2 separate regions of the Mus musculus genome follow, and region 1 is linked to region 2. Evidence: chromatin contacts called from ENCODE Hi-C data. All regions are on one chromosome and are shown on one strand. Each heading gives the region's core, a stretch centred on a gene start or an enhancer-like site at or near the end of the contact. The rest is flanking DNA. Distances are from core to core; before and after follow the strand shown. Region 1 holds the start of Zfp120 (zinc finger protein 120). Region 2 has its middle 3.9 kb from the start of Cst3.

What was found. A loop is a pair of places that touch in the nucleus more often than their neighbours do.
Region 1: a loop to region 2 is called in a map of v-Abl transformed pro-B cells, with 2.9 times the contacts of the local background. The contact joins the promoter of Zfp120 here to the enhancer-like site in region 2. A Hi-C loop is called at or near these places in 3 of 37 maps with a recorded cell type or tissue (T-helper 1 cell, regulatory T cell and v-Abl transformed pro-B cells).

What each region holds. Positions count from the first base shown.
Region 1 is chr2:150,135,228-150,137,990 of GRCm38, forward strand. Zfp120 (zinc finger protein 120) reads right to left here and starts at 1,451. Exons shown (of 4, transcript NM_181266.2): 1 at 1,341-1,451. The coding sequence starts at 1,415.
Region 2 is chr2:148,878,058-148,880,757 of GRCm38, forward strand. No RefSeq gene overlaps it. Among named protein-coding and RNA genes, the nearest start is that of Cst3, 3.9 kb to the left of the region's middle. Within about 2 kb of position 1,259, at least 1 of the 3 ENCODE cell types and tissues checked has a DNase peak (open chromatin) inside an H3K27ac peak, as active enhancers do.

The sequences.
Region 1 (2,763 bases), core at 201-2,700, 1.3 Mb after region 2:
ATAAATAAATAAATAAATAAACGGAAGAAAGTATCAAAGCTGTGATGGGGGTGTCTTGGATAGGCTGTCTTATGCCACACAGGCTTCTGAAGAACAGCATCCTGTATACTTCTTACAGGGGGAAAATGGAACAAGATACGAGACTTTTATGAAGTCAGCACAAACTACTATACAGTGAGAAAACCACAGGAAGGAGCTAATAAAAGAAAGCTGGAGAAACAGGAAGAGAGAACCTCTCAAAAACGTTCCTGACCAAGCCCACACTGGACTCGGGACTGACAACCATAGCCGCATGTGGTGGGATCTCAGGGTCTGAAGCAAGCCATCCCCGAAGGCCCTGGCCCCAGACCTCCACCCGCTCTCCCAAGCACCGTCCTTGCTTTAGAGAAGGAGCTCTATTTTATTCTCAGCACTTCAGGGCCTTAGGGGAAGCTCCCAAGCCTGAGCCCCAGGCTGGCATTGGCTCTGGAGACCTAGAAGGAGCTGTTCTATGCCTTGCTTGACCAGGCCAGTCCTCACCAAAACAGTGTTTTTCCTTTTCAAAAGGTTGTCACCAGCTGTAGTCTTGCCCATGTGGCAAAACGATGCTTTTCTCAAGAAGAAAACCAGACCTTTATGGCACACCAGGCCTTAAAATTGGTTGTGGCCCTATTTTACCCCTTGGAGCCACTTGTTAGAGACCTGCTCTTTGAAGTCAGGATGGGCCTAATTCATGATTGTAAAGCAGAGTTGTCTCCTATGTTATGGTTTGTGGACAAATGTCTGGACAATCCTGGTACACTACCACATGTATTCTAGCATCCTATTCTCCATTCGGCCTTTTTAGCATAGCACATACCTGTGTGGAGTTTTAGGGGCAGTCCTTTCTCACCTACATTCGACTTGCCGTCACTACAAGCATTAGTCTAGATCCTTTACATCAATTTTACTCTTCTACATCACCGCTTAATATTTGAGTGCTATCCGACACACGAGATGCCTTTTACAGGCTCCACAAAATTAACTCGAAATGGGTCTTATACCTACCTGTAAAATGCCTAAATGCTAAGGCCAAAACTTACTATAGAAACTAGGGCTCTCCGAGTTTGGCATCCTGCCAAGGGTATTTCTACACAGAAGCCCTTTCCCCAAATGTTTTGTGTAGATGCAGCCACGCTAGTGAGATGATTCAGTGCCCACCGCCAGGTCCAGAGAGAGAGAAAAGGACCACAGGGAAGCTCACAAGTCTCAGCTTCTGTCAGGCTGCTGTTTACTACTGAGCCCTGGGACGACCCAGCACTCCAGCCCCCTTGGCTCAGCCGCCTGCTCCTCCCCTTTGTGGGAGACCGCCTGGCACTTACCATGTCGGAACTTCTGGGCTTGCCTGAGGTCCCCGCACCCAGGAGCGGTACACAGAACACATCAAGCAGAAACATTCGCGACTGCCAGCTTTAAAAGAGGAACTTGCAAGATCGCACCCGGAAGAGCCCGCCTTCACTTTTGAGTGGCAGATCCGGCTGGATGTCCTGATTGGCTAGTGAATCTGGAGTGACATACACACCACCCATAGGATTAGAGTGTGTTGAAGGGACACAGAGGAATAATTCCAGGCACAGGTTGCCAGCAGAGGCCAGTCCTTTTCCGGGTCTGTAGAAATTTGCATTTCAGTACCACCTGTGTCTGTCTTCCAATTGCTTGCTGGTCTTTTTCCCCCACCCTGGTCAGGGGAAGACCCACAACTCCAATTTGCTGTTGCTGAGTTACCCGCCTCTCTCCACTGTGGGCCACATTGCAAATTTGGAGCTTTCCAAAGCTCCAGTCACAACACTCAGTAGGCACTTCCGCTTCTTCCTTTTGGAATCATTGAGACTTTACTTAGGGAATGTTGATAAGTTCACATATAGGTTTGCCTACCCCTATGCATGCTATGTTAAATCCTCTTCTGAACTTGATCACAAGGTAAAAGCAGAGATTTTTAATGGCATATAGCTCAAAGTCATGCAGAAACATTTTGTAAATTATAAAAGTGATGGACAGAAATGCCTCTAGAATGTCCATCTTCTATTACAAAATCTTAGCTAACCATCCAGTAAATGACGCTGTAAAAGTAGATGGCTAAGGAGCCAATGCTGCCTGTTAATCATTATCTGTGATCTAACCAATAAATGTATCAAAATGTATAGATACAAAAATGTATCAATGTATAGAAAGAACAGAGAACACTAATGCAGAGGACCAACCTCACCTAGGTCTGGATTCCTAAGAGAAGGGGTGTTCGAGAGCAACAGGGAAACAAGCAACTAGAACTCAAATCATGGGTCCAAGCTGCTGGCTTATGTTCTGCTGAGATAGCATTCCAGATGAGATGGCTTCCCAGACTGCTTTCTCTGTGTCTGTGTGTTCTGCTCTGCTCTAGACAGATTTTACCTTCTATTCTAAAACCTCTGAGGTTGAGACAGCTAGCTTTCTGCTTGAGACAGCTCTCTGCTAGTAAAAATTCTAAACGCTCTCTGGATAGCTCCTCAGTTTTCTGACCAAAGTCAGAAAAAACTGATCTAAAAAATTCGTGGCTTTTCCAACCAATTCAAAAAATACTGTTAGAAAAATTCTAAAAGTAATTCTTGGGTTTTCAAAATCAGAAAGGAAAAAAAAATCTGCTGTGTTCACTCTTCACATAGTCTTCTCTGGATAACTGCTAGAAAATATTTTAACAGAGCTGTGTCGCCTCTCTAAGTAATTCTTTGGGTTTCTAACCTCAGACATTAGAATGTTAGAAAAAAATCC
Region 2 (2,700 bases), core at 9-2,508:
GTCACTAATGAGTATTTATGTTAAGGATTAGAATAGGGGACCCTGAGGCATTGCTATAACCTAACCCCACTATGAGTACCAGAGTAATAATGTTTATGCTGCCCTACAAGATAAAGCACCTGCGGCAAGAAAAGCAATTGTCATTTGTAAAGTGGAAATCGTTAAACACCTGTATGTGATATTTTCCTAGATAAATAGAAAAGGGGAGGCAGACTGACAGACAGATAGGAAAGAGGGCTGCATCTGGCCAGGTCTCTCTGAGCAGAATGCTGGGTAGACATTGGATTTTTCTGGGGCTCTAATCTCAGGACCATTGTTTTACAGAGAGTGAGTTGAACCAGGGAGAACCCTCCTTATCCCATCATTTCTCACTAGAAAGAAGGTCCAAGGTGGACTAATGTGGATGGGAGCATGTTGGAGAGAAGTGATATGCATGTTGACCTCTGTGACCATACTGCCTGCCATATCTCTATTATACGGTTGGCTCAGAATTATTTGAGAGAGTAGGTGACCTGTGAGTGGTACCTCTGATCCCCAAGGGTCAGACACTACAGAAGTGTACTTTCAGGAACTGTAAGGACAGCTTCCAGTTAGGTGCAGTAAGAGGTGGAAAGTGAGACAACTCTTGGGTTAAAAAGTCTGCTTATTCTTCATCTAGCTCACTTGGAGGCAGGGCTAGAAGTGGCAAAGAGATGGCAGGCTTCAGTGGTCACAGCTCAGCATGAAAGAATAGTTTGTGTCCTGGGGCCTGCAGTTTCCAGATAAACGACTGACATTCCAGACATTCTGAGAAAAGCAGGAAGCCAAGAGCTGAGCCACAGGGCTCCTCTTATAATAGGAGAACCTGAAGCTTCCCTTATAGAGTGCCTGAGGCTCTTAGAGGTTGGGCTCTGAAGTCCCCTGTGCACCCACTTCTGTATTCTCCCCCTTCTCTCCTTTTCCTATTACCAATTCATGGTGTGATGGGTGCTTCCAGGTTTTGTGCTCGAGCTTCATTGCAGTGTTAGGGCTGGGGTGGGGTTGATCCCTTATCACTGGAAACTGTGATGTATTCCATGTAGAGAGATGTGGGCGAGCAGTGTCTAGTGTTTTCTATCTGACTGTTTTACAACTCACAGGAAGGTAGATACTGTCTATTCTGCTAGTCTTGAGTTCAGGTTGCTTCTTATTCTCAGACTATTTACAAGAGTAGAGGCAGGGATGGATTTACTACAGCCTAGTGGAGAGGCATAGGGAAAGGACTTCTGAGGACACAGGCAGCTGGCTGGAGCAGCAGGATGCTCCACCCATTTTTCTGGGCTTCAGCTTACAAGCTCCCACCAAGAGGAAAACAGGATGGCTGGCTTGAGGTGACAATTCCTTTCAGGATTGATCCCCAGGTGGTCAGAAGTTCTGTCTAACCCATGAGACAGGCTGACGGTCTGCCTCTCAGTGCTGTGCAACTGAAACTTGGCCCCTTTAACAGGGTGTCAGAGAAAATAACTCCTGCCCTATCTCAGACATGCTCAGTGGATTCCTGAATTTTGGGGCTAGAGGTCTGATGTTACCAGGGCACTGTTGTTCTCCTTCAAGTGCCCTTGCCTCCTTTACCTTAACTAGGTAGCTGGATCCCGTGTGGAAGACCTTTCTTTGCTATGGCCTTCTCTATCAGGCTGTGACCTCCTGTTTTGACAGTACTAGACCGGGAGTGTTCAGGCTCAGCAGAGAGTCCTGCTAAGTGAGTTCATAGAGACTTCACTCTTCATATCTGACCATCAGTATGTAGTTTTTCATCCTCTTTCAATGTCCCTATACTGTTTTTATTAAAAATCTTAGTCCCATTATCTGGAAAGCTCTACTAATGAATGTCTTCCCAATTTTTCCATCCCTTAACCCCTTCTATTCAGCTCCTTGCCTGTAATTCTCTGCTTTTATTACTGAGTTTAGAGTTAAGGTGCTACTCTCTCCTACTTCCTTTGATCTCGTCTCCTTTGCTAAAGCCAGAAATGAAGTCCTTCTGAAGTTTAAACGAAGCTATTTGCTCTATCACTCTAGTCTTATGGAACTCACGGTGGAAATATTCCTACTTGGAGACTAGGGGAAGGCAGAGGGCAGATGGGAAGGAGGGAGGAAAGAGCAGGCTGCTGTGGAAGCTAGTATCTGGGGGCATTTTCCTTCATTTTATTATGAAATAGTTTAAAACTACAACAAGGTCATAAGAAATCTAAACATCTATATCCATCAGTCTGTCATTCATTCATATTAGACTGAATTAACTTTTCGGCTTGTCTGTCCACCTATCATTCTCTTCCTATTGTGAAATGCATTTTTCACTGGATACACTTTGCAGTTGCAGACACCAATATATCCTACTCCTAATCACTTGAGTCTACTTGTCCCTAACTACAGCTGGGTATTTGTTTGCAGTGTTTTCATTTGTTGTAAACCTGTCTCAAAATGTGCAGATCTTAAGTGCACTTGTACCAAATCTTGCAGAGGTGTACTGTACCCTGGTGCCACCCAACTCCCATGGGATGCAGAGAGGCCCTTCCCTACCCCTCCAGCCAGTTCGGATATTCACCAGCCATCCCAACAACTGATTCCATCTCTGTCATAGTTTATTTTGCCTCATGTTTTCATCACTGGAATTGTATAGTATATTGGCATTCAGGTCTGGCCCTTTTCACTTCATTGTGATGTTTTTAGAAGTGCCATGTTGAT